Regions from separate parts of the Mus musculus genome. Here region 2 is linked to region 1. Evidence: chromatin contacts called from ENCODE Hi-C or POLR2A ChIA-PET data. All regions are on one chromosome and are shown on one strand. The core of a region is the stretch at or near the end of the contact, and the rest is flanking DNA. Distances in the headings are between cores, read along the strand shown.

Evidence for each region. Hi-C counts contacts between places; a loop is a spot of excess contacts on that map. ChIA-PET counts read pairs that join two places held with the same protein, here RNA polymerase II (POLR2A).
Region 2: a map of left cerebral cortex shows a loop between it and region 1 (8-fold over the local background). The contact joins the promoter of Mpv17l here to the promoter of Pdxdc1 in region 1. A Hi-C loop is called at or near these places in 1 of 37 maps with a recorded cell type or tissue (left cerebral cortex). POLR2A ChIA-PET finds 5 or more read pairs at or near these places in 2 of 5 experiments (Patski and embryonic stem cell).

The regions. Positions count from the first base shown.
Region 1 is chr16:13,901,284-13,906,101 of GRCm38, forward strand. It overlaps Pdxdc1 (pyridoxal-dependent decarboxylase domain containing 1), which reads right to left and starts at 1,862. Exons shown (of 23, transcript NM_053181.3): 1 at 1,632-1,862. The coding sequence starts at 1,652. It also overlaps a transcript of Mpv17l not described here.
Region 2 is chr16:13,938,343-13,943,160 of GRCm38, forward strand. It overlaps Mpv17l (Mpv17 transgene, kidney disease mutant-like), which reads left to right and starts at 2,323. Exons shown (of 4, transcript NM_033564.3): 1 at 2,323-2,681. The coding sequence starts at 2,372.

The DNA.
Region 1 (4,818 bases), core at 612-3,111:
AGATACTCTCAAAGGAAAGATCATCTTTGTTCTTTCAGGTTTCTAATGAAATGACTTAAAGCCTTGTAAAGAAATGGGAAACAGAATATTTTCAGCATCATTTTGTATTCAGCTACTGGAGTTACACACACAATCTCAACTAGTTCTCTGAGCTTCTGAATCGCTGATCGTTTCCCGATGTGCAGAATTAGCCTGTGCAACAGAGAATACTCGAAAGTATGCTTGGGTTCTTCTTACTAGGCCCCAGCAGTACCTCCCTTGTACTCCCAGGACTCTAGTTTAAAACACCTCCAAAAGCTGCTAAATGTCCCTGGGGAACAAACCTAACCCAAAGTTGAGAATCGCCATTCCAAGTGAAGCTCATGGTACCAAAAAGTCGACACTATGCTCGTCAGAAGAATCAAGGAAAAAAAACATCTTTTTCTCTGATTGCTTTCCACCCAATTTATACTTGAAATAGCCGAGGAGCAAGATATGCCACTGTGTGCACATGAAGACATCTGGCTTAATTTCTACAATTACTGCTTTCAACAAGTCCTGTAATATCAGCAGTTTGGGAGGCAGAGGCAGGAGGATCACTTTAAGTTCGAGACCAGCCTAGTCTACAGAGAGTTACAGAAGAGCCAGGGTTACTTTCACAAAACCGGGGACTGAACAAGGAGAGATTGAAGAAGGGGGCGAGGGTTGGTGGGGAGGATGGAAGGAAGGATTGATTTCACTTGTAGGGAAAGCTAGGTTTTTACATCATACCGGATAAGCAGAATTTCGAGAAGGGACAGAGAGAAAAGACTGGGAGGACAGAACGTTAGGCACTGAAAGCACAGTCCATGAAGAAACCCAAGGACCTGTTTGTTCTCAATAGCCAGCCCTTAGATGGGAACAATTAGAGTCTATTTAACATGCCCGAGTAGGTAGCCAGATCCATCAAGCTGCTGTTGCCCCAAGGGGTGAGCAGGGCTAGACACAGGTTCCCATGGACTTGGAATTGACCTGAAGTCCTCTCATGATTCTCACTCAGAAAGAGGAACCCAAACGTAGTGAGACCAGCTGGGACCACCTCCTCTTCCCAGCCCCCAAATAAACTCACCAGTTACAGAATACCCAACCCTTTCTGGATACCAGGGGTTCTAGTCTGGGGTTTGCTTGCTACAGCATCGGAATCACGTGGGGAAACTTCTTAAACTCTACAAACTGAGTTCCCGCCCACCCGAGCTTGAGACCCGAGGCTGCAAAGCCATGTTTTCACCAAGGTCCCCAGGTGATTCCTACGCCCGCCAAAAGTTACAATTTGTCTCCTAACTTGGAAAGCACTGAACATCTGTGGCTTTTGCAGGGGCCTCCGCGACAACTAGGACTTCTTCCCGTACGCTTCTGGGGCCCACACCGATTGCTCCTGTCACCCTACAGGACCAGCGCGGGTTCAGGCCGGGTCCTACGCCGAGCCTCGGTAAAGCCAAAGCCGGCTCCGACAGCGCCGGGCCCACCTCCCCTCAGCCACCGGGCCCCGTGACGTGGCCCGGCCCGGCCCGGCCCGGCCGCCCTCCTCCAACGAGACTCCTTAGTCCTACGGGGAAACCAGTCGCCCCGGTGGCGAAGACCCGGGACCACAGCGCCGCCCGCTCCTTCCGTACCTTCTCCAGGGACGCGTCCATGGCTGAGGCGTCCGGTGCTGGGCCCGCGGTGCTGGGCACTACTTCCGCCTCCCGCGGCCCGCAGCGGTTTCCACGCTGGCAGCGCTGACGTCCTCCCCGCCCGCAGCCGGCGGGGCGGAGAGGAGGAGGAGCTGCCCCGCAGCGCGGCCCGCAGGTATCCTGCGGCTTGCTGAAGGCGGGGCTAGGCCCGTCGGGTGGGCGGGGCCTCCCGGGGCGGGGCCTTCTAGGCTTCCGTACTTGGGCGTCACGCCGGCCGGTCCTAACGCTGCTTGGTGGCAAGAACCCCGTCTATAGGGCGGTCCAACTTGAAGCCTGTGACGACCGTCGCAATGAGATATCCACCAGGTAAAATACTATCGACTCAGCTGCACGGCCCAAGCCAGGCTTTCAAGTCCTCCGCCGTCAACACCGGTCAGGAATGGAGTAGTTATTTACCTTAGCAGCCTAAGACCAGCGCTCACCCTTGCGCATGCGCGGGATGATGTATTTTGTCAGCTCTTTCCTCAGAAGTCCAGACAGAAAGGAATTCGAGGCCGCTGTTCTGGCGTCCTCCCTCATGTCACAATGATGGCTTGTCGGAGGATGGGTAATAATAATGATAATAGTAGGTCTGTTGCCTTTCCATTTTATATCAGAGCAGAAATTTGATATGGAGGTCATTATTATCCGTTTTAGGTTTAGTCCCTTGCAGCCCGGCAGTACACCTCATTATTCCCGCTTCACACCCGCTAGGTGGGGGTAGTGCGTTTTTAGTGAGTAAGAGCCCGTGGGATTTGTTTCCTACATTGCTCCACTACTGATGGGTAGGTGAAATGGGATCTTACCACCATTGTGGTCAGTGAAACTTCCTGCACAGAAGTCTGATGATGCTAAAAACCACAAAGCTATCCCTACCCTCTCTATTTCTTATGCAGCATGCTCCCCCAAACCCCCAGGTTGGGTCGGGTTGTCAGTGTAGTAATTATCTGCAGGCGGTCTCTACTTTGTATTTGGATAAATGGCCTGCTTGTGTTGTTAACATTTCCTAGCAAAGAAATCGTGTGTGCTGCTTTTGAGTGACTCTCCAGTTAACTGGAAAAAAAAAAAAAAAGTGATGAAATAGTGCCTTTTTTTTTTTTTTCCTTTCTTTTTTGGTTTTTCGAGACACGGTTTCTCTGTACAGCCCTGGCTGTCCTGGAACTCACTCTGTAGACCAGGCTGGCCTCGAACTCAGAAATCCGCCTGCCTCTGCCTCCTGAGTGTTGGGATTAAAGGAGTATGCCACCACGCCTGGCTTGAAATGGTGCCTTTCAAAGACTGAAAACTGATGTGCTCCTGCTTGAACAAAACAATGTGTTATGAAAATTTCCAAACCTGTAGAAAGGACAAAAGAATTTCGGTGAACAGTCATGTGCCCATTAGCTAGATTAGTTGCTATTTTCTTCTTTTTTTTTATCACATGTGTATTCAGATAACTATCCATCAATATTTGTGCTGGTACATTACAACTCTGAACACTTCAATATTATTAAAGACTTATTTTTTTTAGGCAGAGGTACAAGAAGTGTCTCCTCCTCCACCTCATGATTTGGAGGCTAGACTAGGAGAGATGCCGAAGTCCAAAACAACTTGGCTTGGTGACTCCAAACCAAACAGCTAAGGTGCTGATGGTAATGGTGGTTGCCACTAAGTCTGATGGACAGGGAGAACCATCTCCTGCAAGATGCTCTCCGACTGGCATATGCGTGCTTACACACTCACAATTTTTTGTAAGCAAATAGCAAAATAAAAACAAGCAAACAAAAACAGTGCACAGGCTGTAGAGATGGCTTAAGAGGTAAAGGCCTCTACCACTAAGCCCGGACTGAGTTTGATCCCTGAGACTCACAGTGGAAAGAGTAACAACTCTGGAGTTGTCCTCTGACTTTTGCATGTGGCACACATGCACACACACACAAGAGCTCACAAAATAAAAATGTAATAAAGATTTAAAAAAAGAAGCTCATAAATGTAACATTATCTCCAAGTAGTTAAAAAGTAGATTCAAGCCAAGCCTGGTGGTGCATGCCTTTAATCCCTGCACTTAGGAGGCAGAGGCAGGTAGAGCTCTGTGAGTTCTAGGCCAGCCTGGTCTACATAGAGAAACAAACCAACATCCCACCGCTACCCCCAAATAGACTCAACCTGTACAGACATATGGCTTGTATATGGTGAATGTTTACATCATTAGTATTTTTGAGTTAGGGTCTCACTATGTAGCCCTGGCTGTCCTGCTGTTCATTTGTAGACTGACCTGCCTTGAACTTGAAGCAATCCTCCTGTCTCCCAAGTGGTGTAAGCTATCACAGTGAAGTAAGAATTTCCTTGAGGGCTAGAGAGATGGCTTAGCAGTTAAAAACAGGATTCAATTTCCAACACTCACATGGCAGCTCACAGCTTTCATAATCTTTAGTCCCAGTGGAATCCAATGTACTCTTCTGGCCTCGACTGTGCATGCAGGCAAAACATCAAACACATAAAAATAATAGATAAAATGTTAAAAAGAGATTTTTCTCCAAGAGTAAACCAGAAGGAAACAAAGGAGGGGGGTATGTAGGTTTTTTTTTTCTTTAAATTCCACAACATAATTTTGCTGTGAGCTGAATTATTACAGCCATATTGTAAATAAATATTTTAATCTTTAATATTAAAATAAGCCAGTGATATACACTGATTCACTACAGCAATGCAAAAATGTGGGGTTTGCTGCCAAGCCTAATGACCTGTGTTTAATCCCCAGACCCTACAGTGTGGAAGGAGAGAACTGACTCCCTAAAGTTACCCTCTGACCTCCATACACACTCAAGAACGCGCGCGCACGCGCACACACACGTCAAATAAATACATATAACCCGATGTTCTTCTAAAAAATGATAACTATCAAAAGCTGTGAGGGATGAACAAGATGAATAAAGATATAGATGGAATTACTATTGTCCTCCGCTTTATTCTAAGAATAAGTAGGCGTTTGGGGAAAGGGCTGAGTGAAGACAGCTTTATTCCTATTATTATTTTGCCAGGGGTTTTATTTGTTTTTGAGACAGAGTCTAAGTAGCCCATGCTGGCCTCTAGCACTCTTTTTGCCTCAGCCTCTCAAGTCTTGGGATTACAAATATATGCTACCATGCTCGGCTATATAGAACTTTAA
Region 2 (4,818 bases), core at 1,073-3,572, 38 kb after region 1:
ACAGAGTGAGTTCCAGGACAGCCAGGGCTACACAGAGAAACCCTGTCTCGAAAAACCAAAACCCAAAACAAAACAGTTCAGGAAGGTCGGATGGGTTTTATTCTGACTCCTCTTTCTTTGGTCTACAGATTGCCACCTTCTTCTCCCTTACCTTTCAGTTTCCTTCTCCTTGACTGCCTTCTTCCTTTTTTTTTACTCCCTGCCTCTCTGTGTTTGTGTCTTTCTTTCTGTGTGCATATTTATATATAAGTGCACATGGCATTTGGGAAGGTCATAGAACACTTTGTAGCAGTCTGCCACATGGGTTCTGGAGATTGAAGTCATGAGCATTTACCCCAGAGCTGTCCTTGCTGCCCCTCATTTTGGTTTATAAAATCAGAGTCTATAGAGTCCAAGCTTGTCTCAGACTCACTGTATAGTTGGAAATAATCTTGAACCCTTGACTGTTATGCCTCCACTCCCACTTAGAAATACAAGCAAGGACACCACAAATAGACCAAATAGCCAGTTATCATCTTATGTTTTTCTTCTATATGAATTCACCATGGTGTCTCTTGCTGCATCCGTATCCTCTCATGAAGGCACCGTACAGACTGTATTGCCTAGCTCAGAACCTCACTTTAACTGGATCACTTCTTTAAGGTCTCCAAATATAGTCACATTCTGAAGAGCTAAAAGTTAGGGCCTCAATGTATAAAATATGATAGGAGACAATTCAGCTTATAAAAAATGACTTATAATTAGTGACAATCCTTGAGAGAATTGGTCTATGGTTCAGGTTGAAGACCTAAGGAAACACTATAGCAGTCCAGCTTTGGTTGTTGGATGAGAGAAAGTGACTTCCCACATCAGCTTAAGTAAGATTGGCATGTAAACTGGGAGATTGTATTGCACCCCTACATTTTTCCTTGTTTTGATAATCATACTACACTTATGTAAGATGCCACACTTGGGGAGGACCAAGCAAAGAGCATATGGTAGCTGAACACTGTGGCCCAAGCCTGTAACTTTAGCTCTTAGGAAGCAGCAGCAGAAGGAGGATTAGGAATTTGAGGCTAGCCTGGGCAATGTGAGCTCTGACTCAAACAAAACAAAACAAGTAAGATTATATGGGAATTATTTGTATATTTTTATTTTCTGTTTTTTGTTTTGTTTTGTTTGTTTGTTTTGAAATTGGGTCTTGTTTTATAGCCTAGAGTGGGCAATTTGCCTTAAACTCTGGGCAATTTGCCTCAGCACTCCTCCCTTCCAAGTGTAGGGATGAGAGGGTATGTCTCACATCTGGCTTCCTTTGTATAATTTTCCTACATTTTCCCTGAGTCTGAAAATATTTCAAAATTCAAGCACCGAGTTGGTGAAGGGGTTTAGTAGCCTGACATCCTCAATTCAGTCCCCAGGACTTTACATAGTGGAAAGAGAGAAATAAAAATTGTCCTCTGATCTCCACACCCCCAACACACAGAGAGAGAGGGGGGGGGGAGAGGGAGAGAGGGAGAGATTGAGAGAATGTAAGTAATTGAAATAGGCAGGAGAGATGACTCAGTGGTTGAGAGTACTAGTTGCTCTTCCAGAGGACCCAGGTTTAATTCCCAGCACTCACATGGCAGCTAATGATGGTATGTAACTTTGTGGGCACTTAGTATGGTAAGTGATATACAGACAAAACACCTATACACATAAAGTAAAATTTAATGAATATTTAAAAATAAATAGAAAATATCTTTTTAAAGGTACTAGATTTTTTAAAAAAATAAAAACTACAGTGAACAAACAAGACAGAGGGGAGTGTTGGAAGAGAGGCTGGCTATCACAGAAGGAGGGTAAGGCAGAAAAAGACATGGAGAAAATGAGTTGCACAAGGTCAGAGCTTCTGCCTGCTCCCCAAATGCTCACCCTTGCCCCTGGAACTGACACCATGGGTCTCCAAGCCTGTTTTGGGATGTCAGGGGTCACGAAGACACAAGCTGGAGGGCAGAATAGGCACATCCAGCAGTAATTCATTCTTCTGACATCGGCCTATAGTGACCCAGTAAGATGATGTATTGTGTGCTAAAAGAATGATTCTCTGTATGCCAGCATCTCCAGTACATTGACACTTTGGAGCTAGCTTGCTTTCTTACTTTTTATTGCGGTAGTGGGGAACCGATGCCATGCTAGGCAGTCTGTTTTCTGAATGTCTCTCCTGGAAATTTCATGGAAATTGTCACATCCCGGTGGACGCCGTACATCACCACAGAAGCTCCGCCCTCTCGGTGGCCAGCTGTCACTGGATTGGACCAGCGGGTTGGGTGTGCAGAGGGAGGTCCAATCGCTCTGGCGCTTGAAATGCATGCAGTCAGGTGTGCAGGCCCTGAGGGCACCCGGGGCAGGTATGGCGAGCTGGTGGCGCGCGTTTCCACAGGCAGCACGGCGCTATCCGTGGCCCACTAACGTGCTGCTCTACGCCGGGCTCTTCTCGGCGGGTGATGCCCTGCAGCAGCGACTGCGGGGAGGCCCAGCCGACTGGCGCCAGACGCGTCGCGTGGCCACTCTGGCCGTGACCTTCCACGGAAACTTCAACTACGTGTGGCTGCGCCTACTGGAGCGCGCCCTGCCAGGCCGCGCGCCGCGCACGGTCCTGGCCAAGGTGCTATGCGATCAGACTGTCGGAGGGCCGATAGCCCTCTCTGCCTTCTACGTCGGTGAGGGGCCAGGGCCGGGCACTGGAGGCCAGGCAGGAGGCTCGGGAGTGGGGGTGGGTGCGGGGAACGGGGAGACCGGAGATCTAAAGCCACTGGGGCTAAGGCAGGAGGTGACAACTCTGCGGCCCGGGAATTAAGGCTGAAAGGAAGTTCTGAAGCAGCGATCGGAGGTCTGGACATTGGAGGACTTGAGGTTTCCAGAAGGAAGAATTTGGGGGCCGCTGGCCGGGGAACTGGAGATGCCAAGTGCCAGGGATTCAGAGGGTTGGTGTCCGAGCTGAGAGGCTGAGGTTGACAGAGTTCAGGAGGGAGAGGTCACTTTTCCTCCAGAAAGAAGCATCTTCAAGAGACCCTAGCTTAGCCCCATAGCAGCTCCATCCCTAGACTCCACCTGTTCTAGAAAAAGCCACACCTGAGGCTCTGCGGCCAGCACATTAACTCAAAAGTGATGGGATCGGTGGTGACTCTGGGGGCAGAGTGGGTGAAATATGCGATTACAGAAGTCATTTCCAGGGTCTTAGTCTTGCTTGAGCAACAAGATTTCCCTGGGGTGGGGTCACACAGAGAATGGGAGGGGGTGGTGTACCTATGAGGAAGCTGTTTTCAAGCCGGGCTGGATGAGCTGGCTTTGGGAATCTTTTCTGCCTGGTTTACTGAGAACAACAAAGGGTCTCTTGGTTTTTGTCTCCTTAGCAATTTCTGTATCCTAAAAGGCAGTGGCAGCTGGGGAGGGCCACTCCGTGTTTGGAGAGTCTTTTCCAGGGACTGTCATTGGGGATGGTAGATCACCAGCAACTGAGCCTAAAGCCTCCCTCCGGCCTCAAGCTGTGCCAACTGAACTATATTTGCAGTCTTTAGTTCGTTTTTAATTCTGAGACAGGGGCTCACTGAGTTGCTCAGGCTGGTCTTGAATTTGTGATTCTCCCACTTAAATCTCCCAAGTTGTTGGGGTGACATTCTTGACCCACCAGGCTCAGCTTGTTAATGTCTTCTAAAACCGAATAAAGGTAGGCGAACCATCTAGAAGAAACTTACCCTCCTCTGGGAGGTATTATAGGGAGTTTGTATTAACTTCCTTTCCTTCTATAACCCACAGGAAACATCAAAGACCTGGTGGCCTGTTATAGTCTCAGCTAATGCCATGGCTAAGGTCAGTGAAGTTAGAATAGACAACCAGAGAGCAAGAGGCTTTTTCTGATTTGCCCAAGCTCTGTGCCTTGTTCTCTCGAGCGATCTCTCAGCCAGCTTTGCAAACACATCCCAGTGCTTACTGTAGCTTGGTGCAGTGATGAGGGGGTTAGGAGCCAGGACTTAAGACTTGATGGGCTAGATTCCGATTTAATCTTTGAGCTACCATTTGTTGGATACTCTCACAATTCCCATGTCAGATAATGAGAACACAGGCATGGAGGGCTTGGAAGTTCACCAGAAGACAGCATGATCCAGACTTTTAGCCATGTTCTTCATCTTGGTATAGATAGTGATTGTGTGTATGATTACTCTGAGATTAGATAACAGTGCTGTCCCAGGGAGTGGGGGATGCCTAGCATGAAGGCCTGAGGCCTTCTCATCTATCACCTGTCTAGATTGTTGCTGTGTCTTACTGTCAGATTTCTGGTTCAGTCTCCTCTGCTTCTTGAAGGGGAACATGGGTGTGTGAGCTGAAAGTTTAAGGTGCTACTTGAAAATTGATAGTCAAATCTGTCAGATCTGTGTGACACAAGCCCTGTGTCAGATCTGCCTTGGGAAATGATGGATTAAAGAATGGGTCACCTGGCCGGGTTCTTGCTGTTAGCATCCCTGAACACTTTATTTTTAGACAAAGTAAGTCATGCTTTGTATTGCAGTCTGGCCTTGAGCTCACGATGCTCCTCCTGCTTCAGTCTTTTGAGTGTTAATTTTGTAGGACCGCTATGACTAGCTAGCTGTCTTTTTCTCCTTTTTTTTTTTTTTTTTTTTTTTTTTTTTTTTTTTTTGAGACAGGGTTTCTCTGTGTAGTCCTGGCTGTCCTGGAACTCACTTTGTAGACCAGGCTGGCCTCGAACTCAGAAATCCGCCTGCCTCTGCCTCCCGAGTGCCGGGATTAAAGGCGTGCGTCACCACTCCCAGCTTCTTTTTCTCCTTTTATTAAGTCTTC